Regions from separate parts of the Homo sapiens genome. Here region 1 is linked to region 2. Evidence: chromatin loops called from intact Hi-C (ENCODE). Cell type or tissue: CD4-positive, alpha-beta T cell. All regions are shown on one strand. Links, peaks and the distances in the headings refer to the core of each region. The heading gives the core; the rest is flanking DNA.

What was found. Peaks named below come from ENCODE experiments on the same cell type or tissue, not always from the same donor. Only the 100,000 strongest peaks of a DNase experiment are listed, where the experiment ranks them.
Region 1: it touches region 2 in a loop (4-fold over the local background); 1 of 110 quality-filtered maps calls a loop at or near these places.

The regions. Positions count from the first base shown.
Region 1 is chr3:119,215,744-119,223,743 of GRCh38, reverse strand. It overlaps B4GALT4 (beta-1,4-galactosyltransferase 4), which reads left to right. Exons shown (of 8, transcript NM_003778.4): 6 at 4,972-5,094; 7 at 7,400-7,504. Among named protein-coding and RNA genes, the nearest start is that of B4GALT4-AS1, 6.7 kb to the left of the region's middle. In CD4-positive, alpha-beta T cell, for the core only: no CTCF peak of the experiment used is centred there; a DNase peak (open chromatin) is centred at 4,483; H3K27ac peaks cover 861 bases.
Region 2 is chr3:119,347,320-119,358,387 of GRCh38, reverse strand. All of the region lies in intron 1 of ARHGAP31 (Rho GTPase activating protein 31), which reads right to left. Among named protein-coding and RNA genes, the nearest start is that of ARHGAP31-AS1, 30 kb to the right of the region's middle. RefSeq lists enhancers at 6,276-6,325, 6,123-6,820, 8,342-9,166. In CD4-positive, alpha-beta T cell, for the core only: CTCF peaks have their summits at 4,709 and 4,916; DNase peaks (open chromatin) are centred at 4,947 and 6,017.

The sequences.
Region 1 (8,000 bases), core at 1-8,000, 130 kb after region 2:
AATGCAAGTAACTTGTTTGTCTATTCCTGACTCCCCCTCTAGGAGGCAACAGGCTGGTGTCCTTAGTGAGACCTCTGTTGAGACATCACTTTCCAGACTGTGGCCTCTTTCTAGAGTATGGGGAGAGGTGGGGGAGGGCATGTCCTCTGAGTAGTCTTCTCGGGAGCCAGGACACCCAGGACAAGTTCATTTCTCTCAAAGCCACTGTGAGAAGTGCCAGATGCCATCATCTGTGTCTTCATTCCCCATCCCCTCCACCCTTAAGAAGGGTGTAGCTGCTTTTCAGCCTTATTTGATTCACCAGCTCCTATTCAAGCACAACCAAGCGGGAATAGTGACACAGAATGTTTCTCTGCAAATGAAACACTATATTCCCTCATTTGTGTGCACACTTACCTGTCAGCTTTCCCCAGGCCCTGCTGTTCATGGGTGCTCATATCTGTGGTGCTGACTGTGCTGGAGGCCATAAGACCAGTTTGAATAAGGCAGAGCACCTGCCCTCACAGGGCTCCCCGTTGAGTGTCAGTGTGGGGAGACAGGTAGCTACAGTGGAGTTGCGTTAATTTTGCATTTCTGCAAATACAACTATAAGCACTTGGTAAGGAGGGGAGAGAGGGACAAATGAAGAGAGGAAGAAGAAGGCAGGAGAGAAAGAACTGTGAAACTATCAAATAATGCTGGAGATTCCACCAGTATGTACTCTACGTGAGTGTGAAGTGGAAAGTGAGTCTCTTGATACCTCATTTGTTCTGGGCTTCTGTGTTGCTCTCTCACTTTGGGCAATTTAAGAGAATTCTTAAGTAACATTGATGTAGGTGACTGTTGCCTCAGGTACTGACTTTAAACCCCGGCTGTGTGTAAGCTGCAGGACATAAACACCTAGAACAAACTATGGTGGGTGAGAGCACAGTGTCTTTAAGAAACACCTTGAAGGGAAGGGTTTAAAGCTGTTCCCCAGGTAAGGTGGTACCTTAATCTTGTGGAACAACAAGAGCTTCTCAGCAGAGTTCCAAGACATGCCAGAGAGCACAGCGCAGTTTTGGGGAAAATGCAATAGTTCACTGGTATTCTAGAAGGAATGTCTGCGAGGAGAGGCAAGAACTGAGGCTAAGCAGGAGCCAGATTACGCAGGCCTTCTTTAGTCTGATATGGAGTTCGAAGTTGCTGTGGCAGGGGTTGGGGAGCTGTTGACACGTTACAGCTGGGGAAGGATGGGAGAAAGCTTGGTTCAGCTGATTTTGAATGTATCAGATGAAGCAAGGGAAGAGGGGAAAGCTGAGGGGAGAGACGCCACATGTCTGAGTTAGGGCGGGGGCTGTGGATCCAGAGGGCAAGGAGAGAATCCCATGATTTTTTTCTTTGGGGAAACTTGATCTTTGGATCTAATCTTATTATCTAGGGGTTTTGTTTTCTGGTTTCTTTGAGTCACTTCTGCATTGAGGAAAGCAGTGTATCATGGCTGGGCAACTTGGTTTTTTCAAAAGCATGTCACCATCTGTTCACTTACTCTGTAGTAAGATGTCACTATTTACAACACAGAACACCTGTACCTTAGACACTTACCATAGATGATAATCTTAAACTTCCCATTGCCCAGATTTTTTTAAACACCTGGTTGCACCATTCATTTCTAAGCAATCACAGAGGATTGCTTAAGGACAGGTTTTTTGCTGGGATTCTAGATTTTATCTTTCTATTAAGCTGAACCATAAGAAGGCTGAGCTCTTGGACATTCCTGCCAGGAACTGATTTTCACTCATGCTTTGGTGTCACAGTCATGGATTTCATCAGATGCCGCTCACTCTGAGAAACAGCATATGTATGACTCTTGCTGTTTCTAACTTGCCATTCTAACTGGCCAGATGTTTCTTTTATAACTAGGTATCAGAAAGCCTTTGTTGAGTAACTGACAGGTTTTCTTAATATGATTCAGGTAATTGAATGTGTTTCCCCTTTTGATCGAGAGGCTCTGAGCCAAATCCATGGCCCTCTTTTAGAAATTGAAAAGAATCTTATTTGCAGATCAGGGTTCTAATGTATTTCCCATCTTAATTTTCTATTCTGATTTAAATGTTTCTAGGGTCCTGGTTTATCATTTATGATTTTCTCTTTTTTGTATGTATCATGTAAGCAGCCTCATCTTTTGTGGCTGGAGAGAGGTATGTATAAGTAATGTAGGTAGGAGTTGCCTTCCTCCTGGACTACTTGATTTTGCTGCTTTGGGCAAAGTCCCTGTGGCAGGCAAGTTCATTTCCAGGCAGCTGAGTGTCTGCCCCGTGCTGGCAACTGTGTGCCCCAGTGCCACAGAGCTTAAGTCAGTACATGCCTCATCACTGTCACACCAGCCCCACAAGTACAAGCGCAAGAAAGGTTTTCACCTTACACACATGCAGAGGGAAGAAGTTAAAGTAAGTTGCCCCAAGTCTCTCAGACTCTGATGAAGCCAGAAACAAATCTTGTTTCTCACTGCCTATGGGATCAGTGATGAAGCTCTGGACCAGCCAGTGGCAAATTTTACTGGCAAGAACTCCTTTGGTACCAGCCTCCTTCCTACAAGGATTCTATTGTTATTTTATGACTACGTTTTCCCCACCCTTGGGCCTTACAGGGCTTTAAAAATAAATAAAAAGGTTCCAGGGCCAGTTAAATATTTATGCTTTTACAGGTAAGAAGAAAAGCCAAAAGCAAAGATCAATAAACACAGAGATAGTTGTCATCTGACAGGCACCTGAGAAACAGTTCCTTTTTTTTTTTTTTTGAGACAGAGTCTCACTCTGTTGCCCAGGCTGGAGTGCAGCGGTGCGATCTTGGCTCACTGGAACTTCCACCTCCCGGGTTCAAGGGATTCTCCTGACTCAGCCTCCTGAGTAGCTGGGACTACAGGCACGTGCCACCACGCCCAGCTAATTTTTTGTATTTTTAGTGGAGACGGGGTTTCGCAGTGTTAGCCAGGGTGGTCTCGATCTCCTGACCTCTTGATCCGTCCGCCTTGGCCTCCCAAAGTGCTGGGATTACAGGCGTGGAGAGACAATTCTTTAACCCTTCTTGCTGACTTGTCTTCTTCTGCCCCTCCCCACTCCAGCTCACCCCTCTCCAGGTGGTCGTCGGGCAGCCTGTGTCTTTCTCCCTCCTGTGCTTTGCCTCACAGAGTTGTGGTCACCAGGAGATCCCCCATTTTTCTGCCTATTTGAATCCTTCCAGGCCCCCTCCTCCTGATGTGGCGACACCTCTCTCCTCAGAACCCTGATAATGTTCACCTCTCTTATTAGGTTATAAACTCTGAGGGCGGGGCTCCCGCATTCCCGTGTTTAGCCAGCCGTCTTGCACATGGCGATATTGGTTTTGATAATCTACCACATCATTCCCTTGTTCTCATGCTGATTGCTTGTTGGTGTCAGCAGGTTATGCCTGCCTTATTACCGCATCCTGATCAGGCAGCTGGTGTTCAGGCAGCTAAGAATCCCTCCCCTCTATAAAATGCATTCTGATAACTATGGTAATGAGACACTGCTAGTAGATGTCTTGGTCAGTGATATTTACCTTCTAAGCACTTTATTTCCTTTTTTTTGTTTTATTATAGGCTGCAAAAATACAATTTCCCAGAATTTTAAGTTAGGGGCATATAAGTAAATCTGCTTCTCTTATGGGTTAAACAGAGTCCCCAGTCTTTTCTCAGAACGTAGAAAGAAACAACTGAACTACAGATTAGCTTTTGGGATGCCACTTGTTTGATGGCCAGTGTCTACATGTTTATTGATCACTCCTTTTGGTTTTTCTTTTTATCTAGAAAATCATAAATATTTTATCGGTCCTGGAACAGTTTGACCTGAAGTTAAAGTTAAAAATTCTCTAGATATTCACATCTTTTTATTTAGTAACATCCAAGTTTTTAAGCTACCTTAACTTGCATTTCTGAATTGTTCAAATGTTATATTTAAGGGATACCTTTATTTCTGAGATTTACAAATTTGTCCACTGATAATAAGAGTCCTATATAACTGGGAGGCTGGGAGGTGCTCTCTAACTTTTACCTCCTGATCTTTCTCCTCTTGCCTCTTTTTCTTTTCGGTATTCCTAGGGTTCCACAGAGCTGAGCCCCTTGGGTCTACCCTTTGTACTCTTCTCACCAACTAGATTGTTGGAGATTTCTCGACCTATGCCTTCAGGTACTACATGATAACAGCTTATTTCCAAAGCCATATCTGTAGTCGTTCCTCTCTTGTGAGCTTGGACCCTGTATCCTTTTGCCTACTGGCAAAGCCCCAGGTGTATCTAAAATTCAGCTTATCTAAAGCATGATTCACTGTCCTTCCTTTCAAAACCTAATTCTTGTTCTGTACAGCCTATTTTCATGAAAAGCACTACCTAGACTCTGTCTGGTTGGCAGGCCAGAAACTTCAGAGGGTGTTGACATGTGTTGGGTTATCCAGGAAACAGACTCTGAGCTGGAGATGCATGTTGAGAAGTGGAGATTTGCATACAGAGTGTGTGCGGGAGCTGTCTCCTGCCTTCAACCCTCCCCTGCAAAAGTGAAAGTGAAAAAAAAGAAAGGTATATTCATCATGACACGCATTCGTGCTGAACCCGGATGCAGCCTCAGAATCCTTCTTAACCCAGTGCCCTTGGCAACTGTTACCATTCCTTGGATTGGCACATGAGATGAAATCTTATCAATATCTGATGGTGTGGTTCACATTGACAGGTATCTCTATAGGCCTCTACACACAAACATCACCATTAACAGCTGGGTGGCACTTTGCTCAGTGAGCAGAGGTGAGCGTTTGTCTAGATAGAGGAAAGAAGACAAGACAGGGAAGGCCAGGAGCATTGGGAGGTGGGTGTCAAGCAGGAGAAGCAGGAGTGGGTGGGTGGAAGTACATGGTCTCCCAGGTGTTCCTAGAACGCCAGCCCTGAAATCAGAGACCTTTGGTGCGAATATTCTTACCATTTCTCTCATCTCTTTTGCTCCAGGTTACGTTACAGTGGATATTTTGGGGGTGTTACTGCCCTAAGCAGAGAGCAGTTTTTCAAGGTGAATGGATTCTCTAACAACTACTGGGGATGGGGAGGCGAAGACGATGACCTCAGACTCAGGTGAACAACAGAGAAAGGTCCCCTTCACGGGGCTCTGCACTCAGTGTGGCTCTGGAGACCTGCATTTATATTTATTCCTTTAGATGCCAGTCCAGCAGGTCACTAGGCTGCAGATTTGGGCTTGAAGGGTGCAGGGGGTGGAGGGAAGGTAGGATGGCCCACATCATTCTGTGCCAGTAGCAGTTTACTTCTGGCCTGGGGGCATTTGGGGTCCAGAAGTGTTGGTGGAGGCCTCATGTACTTGTCGGGAAAGACTTACTGAGACACCAGTGAGTGAGAAACCCCAAACTGCAAGGTGTCTGCTGAACTGCAATTTGGAGACCGGGTTGTTAAGAGCCTCATGCTTTCTGTCAGACCCCTTGGGGACACAGTTCCCAGTGTCCCCCTGCAGGGAGTGCCAGCAGCCTCTGGGGAGCTGCACATGTTGAAGCAGGCAAAGAGGTCCTCTCCTCAAGCGTTAGGCAGCCCTGGCAGCCCTGCACGCTGTGGAGACTGCAGGTGGCCTGACCCCAGGCCTGACTCTGGGCTGTTGACATTACCCTGGGTTCTCTTGGACTGCTTTCTGCTCTGAGGGGCTCAAAGGGAATAAGTCTGGCCTCCACCCACAGCTTCTTCCCCTCAACTTGGATTTGGGGGCCAGATAGTTATAGTTATCCCTGCCTCCCAGAAATAAGTAATTATTCAAGAGCTTAGGCTGGTATCTTTAGACTTGTAATCACAAGGCCATTCTGGGTGTCAGGAGGCCCCCTTCCCTCCTGCTTGTTGCCTCTTGGAAAAGAAATTCTTTTTTTTTTTTTTTTTTTTTTTGAGACAAAGTCTCGCTCTGTCACCCAGGCTGGAGTGCAGTGACGTGATCTCGACTCACCGCAACCTCTGCCTCCCGGGTTTGAGTGATTCTCCAGCCTCAGCCTCCCGAGTAGCTGGGACTACAGGCGTGTGCCGCCGTGTCTGGCTAATTTTTTTGTATTTTTAGTAAAGGCCAGGTTTCACCATATTGGCCAGGCTGATCTCGAACTCCTGACCTCAGGTGATCTGTCTGCCTTGGCCTCCCAAAGTGTTGGGATTACAGGTGTGAGCCACTGTGCCTGGCTGGAAAGGAAATTTCTAACCTGGGGCTCTGAATTATTAGTTACGTGACTGTCAGAAATTTTTTTGTTGCCTCATCATAAAGAACCCAGGGGCTCCATGCTGCTCTTGTTCCCATGTCTAGGCTGAGAGCCTCTGGAATGTTTCTAGCAGGAGGGAGTGGATTCCCCTGACCAGGGGCTCTACAGAAATGGCCGTAGTGATGGGCAACAGCTCTTCACAGCCCAGCCCATCAGCAGCCTATGTGGTCATGGCTTAGGAACTGGACAGAGGGTACGTGCTACATTTCAGGACAAGAGTAGCAAAGGCTAGTGATAAACAATCCCCATTATCTTCCCTAAATGTACTTCACTGGGGTGATTAGTAGAATTTTGCCCTGATCACATATCTTCAGTGTCTTCTTTCCTGCTATGCTTCAGCTTCAAAGTAGAGGGGAGCCTCCAATTTTGCTTTCATTTGAAAAGACCATCATGGCCTTCAGAATGGTTTTTGACTAATGTGGTAGATAAACTAAGATGATTTGAATATGAAAGTTGGTTGAGATTTACTGCTTATTTATTCGCCTGTGCAACAGGCACTACCCTTCTTTGTACTTATATAATACATATAATACATTGCAGAGTACAAGCATGTTCCATGCAGATTATATCATTTGAATATTTGAAATCAACTCCCTATCACCATTGCCATTTTACAGATGAGGGAACTGAGACCTGGAACTGTGAACTGACTTACTGAGGTTGTAAATAACAGAGTCCAGATTTGAACCTAGAATTGTAGCTTTAAAACTTGTGACCATAAATGGCCATTCCTTTCTTTGTTAAAAGAAGGCAACTCTAAGTAAATTGGGGATCCTAACAGACTTGATTCTCCTATTCTTCAGGATGTTTTGAAATAAGTACTTTATCATTTTTTTTTCTTTTTGAAAATGACTAAGTATAAACTAACACATCTCCTTTGTACCCCAGTAATAAATGCTGAATCTCATTCTTTTTTGGGCTTATCGCCTGAAGTTCCACCATTATAAGAAATTGGAAATTTTAGAAGTTTTTCTTTTTTTAATACTCCAATAATCAAGCTGTTTGTGACACTGTGTGTGTGTGTGTGTGTGTGTGTGTATGTGCGTGTGTGTGTATAAATTTTCGCAAATGATGCTTTTTATTTGCCTAGTGGTAGATAAATAGGATGGACTTTAAAAAAATCTCTATTATTTTTCTAGGGTTGAGCTCCAAAGAATGAAAATTTCCCGGCCCCTGCCTGAAGTGGGTAAATATACAATGGTCTTCCACACTAGAGACAAAGGCAATGAGGTGAACGCAGAACGGTAAGTCCTGGCTTCACCTGCCTAGCAGGCTACCTCCCTAGTCTGTTCTGTCAATAAGGACTATGTTGAATTCGATCAGATTTGAGCCAGTTCATTGTGTTAAAAGATTTTTATTAAGCAAATTTTCAAACAGACACAAAAGGAGAGAAAGTGGTGCACTGAACCCTCACGTCTACAGTTCTCAACTCATGGCCTCTCTTCTTTCCCTCAGTTTTTTTCTTACCCCACTGGATTTAGAAATGTGTCACAGATGTCATAGCATTTCATGTGTAACTGCTTCAGTATGTATTCTTAAAATATAAGCAATTTTAAAAAAGGAATCAGAATACCATTATCATACCTAGAATAAAATTAACAATATCTCCTTAATGTCATCAAATGTCTAGTCAGTGTTAAGTACTTTTTTATTTTTAAAACCAGTTGATCAGATCAGTGTCTAAACAAGGTCCACATTGCATTTGAATGATCTCTTTTAATATGTAGGTTCCCTCTCCCT
Region 2 (11,068 bases), core at 1,203-9,202:
TGGATGAGGGTTCCAATTTTCCATATCCTTGTCAAGACTTGTTGTCTATCTTTTTTATTGTCATCCTAGTAGTTGTGAAGTGGTATCATTGCAGTTTGGTTTGCATTTCCCTGATAACAATGTAGAACATCTTTTCTTGTGCTTACTGGCCGTTTGTATATCTCTTTTGAAGAAATGTCTATTTGGATAATTTGTCCATTTTTAGTTGGGTGGTCTTTGCTGGGTTATGATTTCTTTATATATTCTGAATACTAGACTCTTATTAGACCTATGATTGGCAAATATTTTCTCCTATGCTGTGGGTGGTCTTTTCACTTTCTTGATGGTGTTCTTTGAAGCACAGAAGTTTTACATTTCAGTGAAGTCCAATTTATCTATGTTTTTCTTTTGTTGCTTGTGCTTTTTGTATCAGGAGAAAAGCTTCTTATTTCTGATTTATATTGTCCACATCCTTCATCATTGGTTATTGGAATAATGGTTCATCATTATGCACATGCATAAAGAGTGATGTTATAAGTAATGCAACTGTTTCTTATTGTTATAGATGAGAACATATAAATCCAAAGCAGCACTATCCTTTGAGAAACTAGACCATTATCTGGCTCAGAACATTTTTGAAACCACCCTTTGGGAACGGTTAGTTAGAAACTATATACATTTAACTCAAGTATAACCTCCTTCCAGGAGAAAAAGAGGAAAAAAAGAGTGAGAAGTGTTTATACTGTACTTCTCATTTTCCCTACAGGATTCAAAGCGATTGTTTTATTATTATTTCACTTTCGAATTTGTTTTGGGTAGAATGGGCTTTAGTTCTGTTTTCTCTTTAGTTCCTACAGACAGGGAATATATTTTATCTTTTAAAAACTGAGATTTGATTTAGAGGGAGGCCTAGGAGGTTTTCCACAATCTGGCCACACTCCCCCCTGCCAGTCTCATCACCGATTGCTGAGCTTTCCCTCCCTCTCAGCCCCACACAGGAATGCGGTGTTCCAGCCACGCTGGACAGCCTGCCACTTCCTGAATATGCTCTGCACCTTCACACCTTCCTGGCTTTGCACCCGATACTCCCTCGTCTGAGCCCATTGCCTCTTCTCCACTGAGAAACTCCTCCTGCTTATCTTTTGGGATTCAGCTCAAGCCTCAACTTCTCTATAAAGCCTTCCTCAGGCAGAACTAGGTTCTCCTTCCTCCGTGTTCTTATCTCTCCTGTGCCTCCTCCCTTTGTGGCACTTTCTAGAATTATCTAAATTCAATTCCACTGCAAATTAAAACTGCACTGATATATCATTTTTCACTTCTCAGATTGGCAAAGGTACCTAAGTTTGTTAACACACAGTGTTGGCAAGGCTATGGGAAAACAAGTACTCTCATGCACTGCAACTGGCAGGGGAGATTGATACAACCTCTGGAGGGCAATTTGACAATATCTGTTAAAATTATAAGTGCACATAGCTTTTGACCCAGTCATTCTTCTTCTAGAAATTTATCCCACAGATATTCTTGTACATGTGACATGTAAGGTATGTGCAAGGCTATTCATTACAACAGTTTTCATAATTGCACAAGATTGTCATCAACAGCAGGTTGCTAACATAAATAATGGAAGATTCACATAGTGGAATACTATGTGGTCACTAAAAAGAATGAGAAAACTTTTATGTACAGACATAGAGTGGTCTCAGATATATTGTTAGGCAGACCAGAATAATGGTATGCTAGCATCTGGTTGTTTTTTCTTTTTTTTTCTTTTTTTTTTTGAGACAGAGTCTTACTCTGTCACCCAGGCTGGGGTGCAGTAGCACAATCTCAGCTCACTGCAACCTCTGCCTCCTGGGTTCAAGTGATTCTCCTGCCTTAGCCTCCTGAGTAGCTGGGATTACAGGTGTGTGCCACCACACCTGGCTAATTTTTGTATTTTTAGTGGAGACTGGGTTTCACTATGTTGGCCAGGCTGGTCTTGAACTCCCGACCTCAGGTGATCTACCTGCCTCGGCCTCCCAAAGTGCTGGGATTATAGGTGTGAGCCACCGTGCCCAGCCATGGTTTTTTTTGTTGTTGTTGTTAAGAGAGAATGAAAGATTAAATATGCACATCTATTTATATATGCATTCAATATCTATGGAAGAATACATAAGAAAGCAATAATTTTAGTTGTCTACAGGAAAGAAACTGGAAGCTGGGGCTAGCCCTTTGAGTAAGAGAGAGACTTCTCACTGTATATTCTTTTGTACTTTTGAATTTTGAACTATAGGAATATATTACCTTTTCTGAAGAAAATTGTCGAATAAATTTAATCCTGCAGATATTTACTGCAAGCCTACTCTGTGTCTAGCACCAAGTGTGAGGTGTTGCTTGTTTCTGATTCATCTCCATTACTAAGTTGTGAGCTCCTTGGGGACAATGAGGACAGTCCCGTGTCTTATTCATCTAGAATAGCCTTGAAAACAGAAGTACTCTCTATTCACAATAGCAAAGACTTGGAACCAATCCAAATGTCCATCAGTGATAGACTGGATTAAGAAAATGTGGCACATATACACCATGGAATACTATGCAGCCATAAAAAAGGATGAGTTCATGTCCTTTGTAGGGACATGGATGAAGCTGGAAACCATCATTCTGAGCAAACTATCGCAAAGACAGAAAACCAAACACCACATGTTCTCATTCATAGGTCGGAATTGAACAATGAGAACACTTGGACACAGGGTGGGGAACATCACACACCGGGGCCTGTCGTGAGATGGGGGGATAGGGGAGGGATAGCATTAGAGATATACCTAATGCAAATGACGAGTTAATGAGTGCAGCACACCAACATGGCACATGTATACCTATGTAACAAACCTGCACGTTGTGCACATGTACCCTAAAACTTAAAGTATAATAAAAAAAAAGAAATTAAAAAAAAAAAAAAGAAAACAGAAGCACTCAAAATGTTTTCCTGAACAGGAGCTTGGTCATTTTTCTCCAGATGGATTTTCTGGGCTCCTTTGCTATCTGGATTCCTCAAAGAAAATAGTTACTAAGTGTCAAGCATGGCTTTAGGTGGGTTTTTATTTGTTTGTTTGTTTTATAGCATTCTCCATTCTATAACTGTAGACAACCCATGAAACAGACAAAATGATCTCCATTTTGAAAATAGGAAAGTTGATTCTCAGAGAGAATAGATAAATTGCCCAATGGCCTGGAGCTAGGAAGTGCCAGAGTTGGGATCCAAACCCAGGTGTGTGTGCTGCCAAAGCCCATGCTTTTTCTGTGATACCACAAGTGATGAAGAATAGAAAAAGCCCCAAGCTACACCTACCATGGTTCAAACACTCCCCAACAGGAAGGCAGGTCCTATAGTGGCAACTTTGGAGGTGTGATTTGAGGAGAGTGGATTGGCTCCTTGCCGTTGACTGCCAAAATGCCTGAAATCCTACCACTACAGGTCTGATCTTTAAGTGTTCAACAGCTCATGGTTAATATCTATTTTTAAGTTCCTTTTGAAAAAAAAATAGCAAAAAAGTTTGAAAAATTAAAATTATATATAAATATAGAGTACAGAATGTCTCTTTAAAAACTACCTCTTCCCCAGTATATTAAATAATAAAAAATGACACACAATGGCAGGTGGATCACCTGAGGTCAGGAGTTCAAGACCAGCCTGACCAACATGGTGAAACTCCATCTCTGCTAAAAAATACAAAAAAAAAAAAAAAAAAAATTAGCCCGGCATGGTGGCGGGTGCCTGTAATACCAGCTACTCGGGAGGCTGAGGCAGGAGAATCACTTGAACCCAGGAGGCAGGCGGAGGTTGCAGTGAGCTGAGATGGCACCACTGCACTTTAGCCTGGGCAACAAGGGCGAAACTCTGCCTCACACACACACATAAAAACCACACACACACACACACACACACACACACAAACCACACACACACACTGAAATGTTAATAGTAGTTACTGCTAAGTGGTAGAAAATCAATGATTTTTGCTTTTCTCTATTTTTAATTTTGCTTTTCTAAATTTTCTGTGAAGGGGATATAGTAAAAGCATTTTTTTTAAAAGAAAGAAATGGGATTTTACAAAACAAGTTTCATTTAGGAAGATGGAGGGGCTTCTGAAATCAGTGACCCAAGTTCTAAATGTTTGCTGAAGTCCTTTCCAGTGACCCTGTTGAGGTTATTACCCCTTGTGAAGCAGAAATATTTGCCCAACCTGCTGGCCTGGGATGGCTGAGGACTAGCTCTGCTATCCTGCTGAGCAAGGCAGCCTGGAGCCCGGTTCCCCGGGTGGGGGTCCCTGCCCTCCTCATTTTTAGGCTCTCAGATGCCAAGCCAAACCAGCACTTTCCTGCAGAGGTGTCCAGGTCCTCCTCTGGTCCACTCTGTGACTTATCCCTGCCGGGGCCCTCAGGTCTCTGCTGTCAATGCTGTCTCTTTCCCAATGACAGCGATTCTCCTTCTACCAAAGCAGATGCACTGAGGGCCCATCTAGAGGAACAAAAGGTAATAAGATCTTTGCCTTCAAGAAGCCAAGAAGGGAATGGGTAATTATTGTGAAACTAGTATGCAGTGGTCCCTGAGCTACACACTTTTTTTTTTTTTTTTTTTTTTGAGATGGAGTCTTGCTCTGTCACCCAGGCTGGAGTGCAGTGGTGCAATCTTGGCTCACTGCAACCTCCGTCCTTCCAGGTTTAAGCAATTCTCTGCCTCAGCCTCTGGAGCAGCTGGGATTACAGGCCCATACCACCATGTATTTTTAGTAGAGACAGGGTTTCACCATCTTGGCCAGGCTGGTCTTGAACTCCTGATCTCGTGATCCACCCGCCTTGGCCTCCCAAAGTGCTGGGCTTACAGGCGTGAGCCACCGTGCCCAGCCTAGCTATACACTTCTTATCCATTATTTGTACCCAGTGCAATCCTCACAGTCACCTTATGAGGGAGGTATTTATCTCTGTTTTGTAAATGAAGAAACTGAAGCTCAGAGGTATTACGTCACTTGGCCAGTATGAACATATCAAACAAAATATGCTAAGGGCCCTAGACAGGCACAAAAATTGTAACAAAAGTTCTTTTAAAAAGATTACAGCTGGTGGGGAAGTCAGGCAGAGCTTTTAGATGTTGAACAAGAACAGGAAATTGTGTGCGTTTTTAGAGAGCCAGCTGTCTTGAGAGGGACCACGTTGGGGAGTGCTGAGACAGGACCCTCATGCTCAGGGGCTCACAGTGTTGTGAGCTAAGTGGATAAACAACCAGTCAAGGTGCTGCAATAAGAACTCTGACACTGGTGCAGAGGAATGATTTGATATGATGTGAGATGCTATCATATGATGTAATTGACGTGACGCAATATACATTACAATACATGCAGACCGCTCATCTAAGTGCCTAGCATATAATAAGTACTTAGTAAATGTCATACACTTTCTTTTGGGGCAGGAAACAGAGAATAGTATAAACAAGGTGAAAGGCAAGAAATAATGTGGTGAATTCCAGGAATGCTGACTAGACCAGTCCAGTGGAAGAGAAACATTAGGGAACTTGGGGGCATTTTTACTGACTGTCTGGGAAGATTGCATTCTATCTTGATCTCTACTTCCAGATAAATCTTTCTAAAACACTACCTTGATGATAAAGCTCCCCTACACCAAAACAATCAATAGCTTCCCATTGCCTGTAGAATAATGTCCAATACTGGCAGCTTTGGGACTAGACCTTCAGCTTCCTCATCAGGGCCAACCCTGAAGTTCTTCCCTTCAAAGAAATAGGCTTTTGTGTGTGTGTGTGTGTGGGAAGAGGGAGGGGAGGTAATCTAGAAGAAAAGACTTGCCACAAAAAGAAAAAAATAAGGAGTCCCTTTAGGGTCAGAAGGGACAACCTCTCGTGGTTCGTCAACGAAAGGGGAAGTGAGAGGACTCACTCTTCTCTAGCTGTTGCCTGAAATTTCTTTAGGAAAGGTAAGAGCCTATCTGACTCACACATAAAAGACTGGTTGAGAGTGATGAAAGTGTCTGGGTCCACAAGTCATCAGTAGCGAATGAGCCAGTGGGGAGAGCTTAAGAGGGACTCCCACAGGGTGCCTCTGGGTGTGTGTGTTTGGGGTGGGAGTGGTTGTGGCTGAGGAAGGGTGGTGCTGAGTAGAGAAAAAGATTCAAATGCTGTGAACATAGAAAACAAACCTGCAAGACATCCCCATGTGACCTTGGTCTTAGAGCTGGCCCTATTCATCTTGTACATAGAAACTGTACAGAAGGGTTTTGTCCCATTGATGAAGCTGCTGTGCTTTGTGTAATTGATAAAGGCTTATGTGGTTCATCCTTTCTACTGTCTGTGGAGAAAGCTTTGTTATTAGGAGATTTGTAGGGGGAGACATCACTCACTCCATGGGGCTGCTGATGGAGGACAGAAAGATCTCAGTCAATCCCCAGCACATTCCTAGGCAACAACAACTCATTTAAAATCATTTAAATCCTCAGTTTAACTGCATAAAGCACACATCAGTGGAATCACCTGATCAAAGTTTTATTTACTGGATGAGCAGCTTTCTTGCCACCTGCTCCTTGGGATACCACTGGTGGAGGCTCTTAAGTGCTAATGGATACAGAGAACGGCCGCATGTGCCTGAGAGTGAGCCCCAGGGGAGAAGGTCGTGAACTGAGCAGATTAATGAGAGAGAAGCAAACTTGTTTCTTGAACTGTATGCTTCACTAACACTGATCATCTTAAGAATGAGGACAATGTAAATTTTTTTCTACTCTGAGTGTGTCCAGGCCACCTCTCTTTTTTTTTCTTGCATACCTCATGGGTGCTTATGGGGATGAATTAACCATCATTATTTCATTTAATTCTTAAAACTCTGAGATGTAGGCATTACTACTCCTATTTTCAGATGGGAAGCTAACATTCTGTATGGTTAGACAACTTGTCCAAGCTCAAACAGCTAGTGGCAAACTGGGGTGCAGTTATAAGTCTGTTTGAATCCAAAATTCATGCACTTTCCAGTACATTTTATAAGCATAACCTCCACACTAGGGAAACCAAGTCACAGACCAAGAATGAGGAAGACCAGAAAGCAGCAGAAGGTAGAGACTGACTTCACAACTAAGTGCAACTTGATGAGAGAGAACGACTTAGATAACAAATTAAGAAACATGGATTCTTGCCCTAATCTACACGTATGAGATTCTTGACCTTTTAGGAGAGTAACTTTCCTCTTCTTTGAATTCCCCTAGGTATCTTCCAGGCAGTAGGTGCTGGGGTACCCAACAGTTACAGCAACATGAACCAGTTGTATGTCCTCCAGCAAATCAGCCACTGCCAGCCTCAGACTTTCATCTGTGCTAGAAACAAGTTCTGGATCCAAATGATTTCTGGATCCTTGTGTTTCTTCCAGGTCTAACCTCCTTCTAGGATCTGTCAGCTTCTTGGATGACACTGGGAGGAGAGGCTGGGCTGGAAATTAAGAAGGCAGATTCGGTTTCTATCTGCCAGTGTTCAGGTCCTGACTCCTACCAGCTCTGGTTTACAGCTAGGTCTTTCAGGACAAAACATTAGGGTAATTTTTTGTTTGTTTGTTTTGTTTTTGTTTCTCATTTGTACTGTTAATGGTTCCCCAGCTCACTCCACCCATATAAACGGAAATTTCTGTTAAATAAAATATAAACTTCAATCTCAAGAGGTTTATACATATCTCCTTTGCTATGGCTAGACTCCCCTTAACCCCAAGGCTATTTTTATTTTTACGGGGGCTGGAATCCTCCAGGGACTTAGCTCTAAAAGACGCCTAGTTCATCTGAAGGTCCTCTCTGCACTGATCTCACCATGCCCTAAGAGTGAGAAATCCCTTTTGCTTATTGTACCCTCTGGTTTCCCAGGCTGTAGAGCTTCCTAATGGTTTCCAGACCTACGGCACTATGGGGGCTTCTCGTTTTTGTATTTTTCTAAAATCAATTTTACTGACGGGAGATGGGGAACATTTATAAAAAATGACGTCATCTTGGGCCAGCTACGACTATGTGAAGAACAGCCAGGTAAAGCTTATCAGTTCCTCGCTGTGCCCCAGCCCCCACACCAGCATCCTTTCATTTCCTGCCCAATATTCCCGAGCCACAGGCAGCCATTGTTTCCAGAACCGCTTTGCTTGGAAGCCTTGGTACTGAGGCCTCCCAGCGCTTCCTGTTGTTACCAGGCCTCTCTTTCCTGCTGAAAACAACGGCACTTCCCTGCAGTTTGTAACCCTTTTCAGGCAATTCATTTCTTCCATGAGCTTGTTCAGTGTTTGCAAATGCAGAGTGCTCATTACATTTATTTTAGTTAACAGTTTTCTTATTCTACAAGTAGTGCAAGTTAAAAATAAAGATGAGCAAAAGAAAAAAAATCACCAAATCTCATCCCCTTCTATTAGCACTGAAATCTCTTTGGTGTTCATGCTTTAAGATTATCCATCTATGTAAAGAAAATTTACCACAAGACTCAGGGCTTGAATAGATGACCATTCTCAATAGTGGAAATGGAAGCAGGGAAGCCTGCCCAGAAAGCATTCTCCTGGAGGTTCTCATATATTTCTGAGCAAAAGGGCCTCCCAGGAGCTTAAGAAGAGTGCAGACTCCAGGAGATTCCCCTGCAAATTCTCAGGACTACACTTGGAGATCTTCTTTAAATAGTTTGTTAAATTTGGGAGCGGCTCATGGGGCAATTGAAGAGGTCAGGGAGGAGGGACAGCCCATTGTTATCAGGACTCCAGGAATCTCTTCAATCCAGCTGCCTGCCAGCTGCTCCAATGAGCTTTTGAAAACACAGATCTAATTGTTTGTCTATAGCAAGGAATGCTAAGTTCTTCGTGACCCCTCCCCCAACATCACCCTCTCTAATCAGGTAAACTCCTCACAGTTCTCTTCAGAACACCCCTTCTGCCTTTGCATTCTCCGTCCAGGATGTAAATTGTCCCCAGGAGATGCTTCTCTCCTGCGTTCTTCAGAACCCAGCCCAGAGAAGTCCTCCCTAGGGCTTTTACTGTAACCTCAAATAGAATAACTCACCAAAAATGGGACACCAAGCTCTGCTGCAGTGTCTAGGTTTCTGGACACTATTTTATGGTGCAAATCAAGATATCTGAATTTCTATGAGCTTCTGTTTTGCTCCAGGGAACATACTTGAGGGATAAGATGTAAAGTATTTTAGAGACTCACATTGGCCTCTTCCTCAATTTTCTCTCCATATCTCTGACAGATCCCAACAAAAAGATATGCTTTCTGCAGAGAGACTACACTTTTACCTTTATAGATAATATATTATTCCTTATATAAAATCAGGCAAAAAATAGTAGCAATTTGTGGTTTGTTAAAACAGCAAGGGGTGATGATATTCAAGCTTTTATCCTGAAGTTTTGCAGCTCAAAAATTACTTAGTATTCTCTGAAATGCCTCCTATGGGGAACCAGCATTCATTTCAGAGGCCAGATATTGCAATTATCCAAACCTGCTTACTCCTCTTCTCACTCACAGTTGTTATACCTCTGCTCTCAGCACTGTCTTTAGAAGTAATTTTCACCAGATATACAGTCAGACACCCATATTTGTGGGTTCTGCATCCTTGGATTCAGCCAACTGAGGATTGAAAATATTCAGAAAAAAAAGGATGGCTGTGTGTGTACTGAACACGTACAGGCTTTTTCTCTTGTCATTATTCCCTAAACAATACAGTGTAACAACTATTTACATAGCATTTATGTTGTATTAGATATAAGTAATCTAGAGATGATTTAAAGTATACGAGAGGATGTGCATAGATTACATGCAAATACTACACCGTTTTATATCAAGATCTTGACAATCCATAGATTTTGGTATCCATGGGGGTCCTGGAACCAATTCCCCTTGAGTACCAGGAGACAACTCTTTTTAGGATTAAGGCTCAATGTGAAGATGATACGAAGGATTACTGTCAAATATGTGGGCACCTCCTTATAGGAGGAGGCAGTCATAAATAATATATACAGCAGTGGTCCCAGACCTTTTTGGCACCGGGGACCGGTTTCGTGGAAGACAATTTTTCCATGGACCAGGGTCAGGGGGATGGTTTTGCGATGATTGAAGCACATTACCTTTATTGTGTACTTTATTTCTATTATTATTACATTGTAATATGTAATGTAAATATATGTATATGTTATTACATGTAATATATGCAGTGACAGATCATCAGGCATTAGATTCTCACAAGGAGCCTGCAACCTAGATCCATTGCCTGTGCAGTTCATGATTGTGTTCAGGCTCCTACAAAAATCTAATGCCACTGATCTGACAGGAGGTGGAGCTCAGCTTTGCTGGCTCGCCCGCCAGTCACCTCCTGCTGTGTAGCCCAGTTCCTAACAGGTCACGGACAGGTGTTGGTTTGTAACCTAGGGCTTGGGCACCCCTGATATAAAAGACACAGACAACTAGCAAAGAGAATGCTAGTTTATCATACAGACACTCTTATTCCTAGAATTAGAGAATCTGAATATCAAACAGATCTCTTTTGCTTTTAATTTCTAACTTTTTCTCTCCTCACCCTTTAAGAGCTTCAGAATTAGAATTTTCAGTTGTTTGCTACTGAAAATGTCAGTGGTCAGATCTGATTCAAGAGTAGCCCAGGGATAGTGAGCTTTCACAAGGTAAGGCTCATATTCTAATCCCTTTTCTTGGGTACACAGAAGGTGTCAGAGATATATCCAGGGCACTCTGGGTACCCAAGGACAACAGCCTGTCCTGGGAGCAACAGCCAGGAAGAGGGTTCAAATGGAGACTGAATCTCTACTTGAGCTTGTACCCAAGGAGGCCACCGTAAAGCTTCCATGAAGACACTGGTGTTTTAAAAGCTCTGTCAGGATCATGTAGAGACAGAAAGACCCTCTGGGAAGTGATCCAGGCATGGGGTGACCCATCTCCTGGTCACCTCCTCTGGGAAGCCTTCCCTGATTTCCAAGAGTAGGGAATACCTGATACAGTCTTAAATCAATGGGTTCGCTATTAATACTTAATTGAGTTGTTTTGTTTTAAAACATCTGCCTTTCCTCTATTCTGTAAACTGTATGCAGAGCTA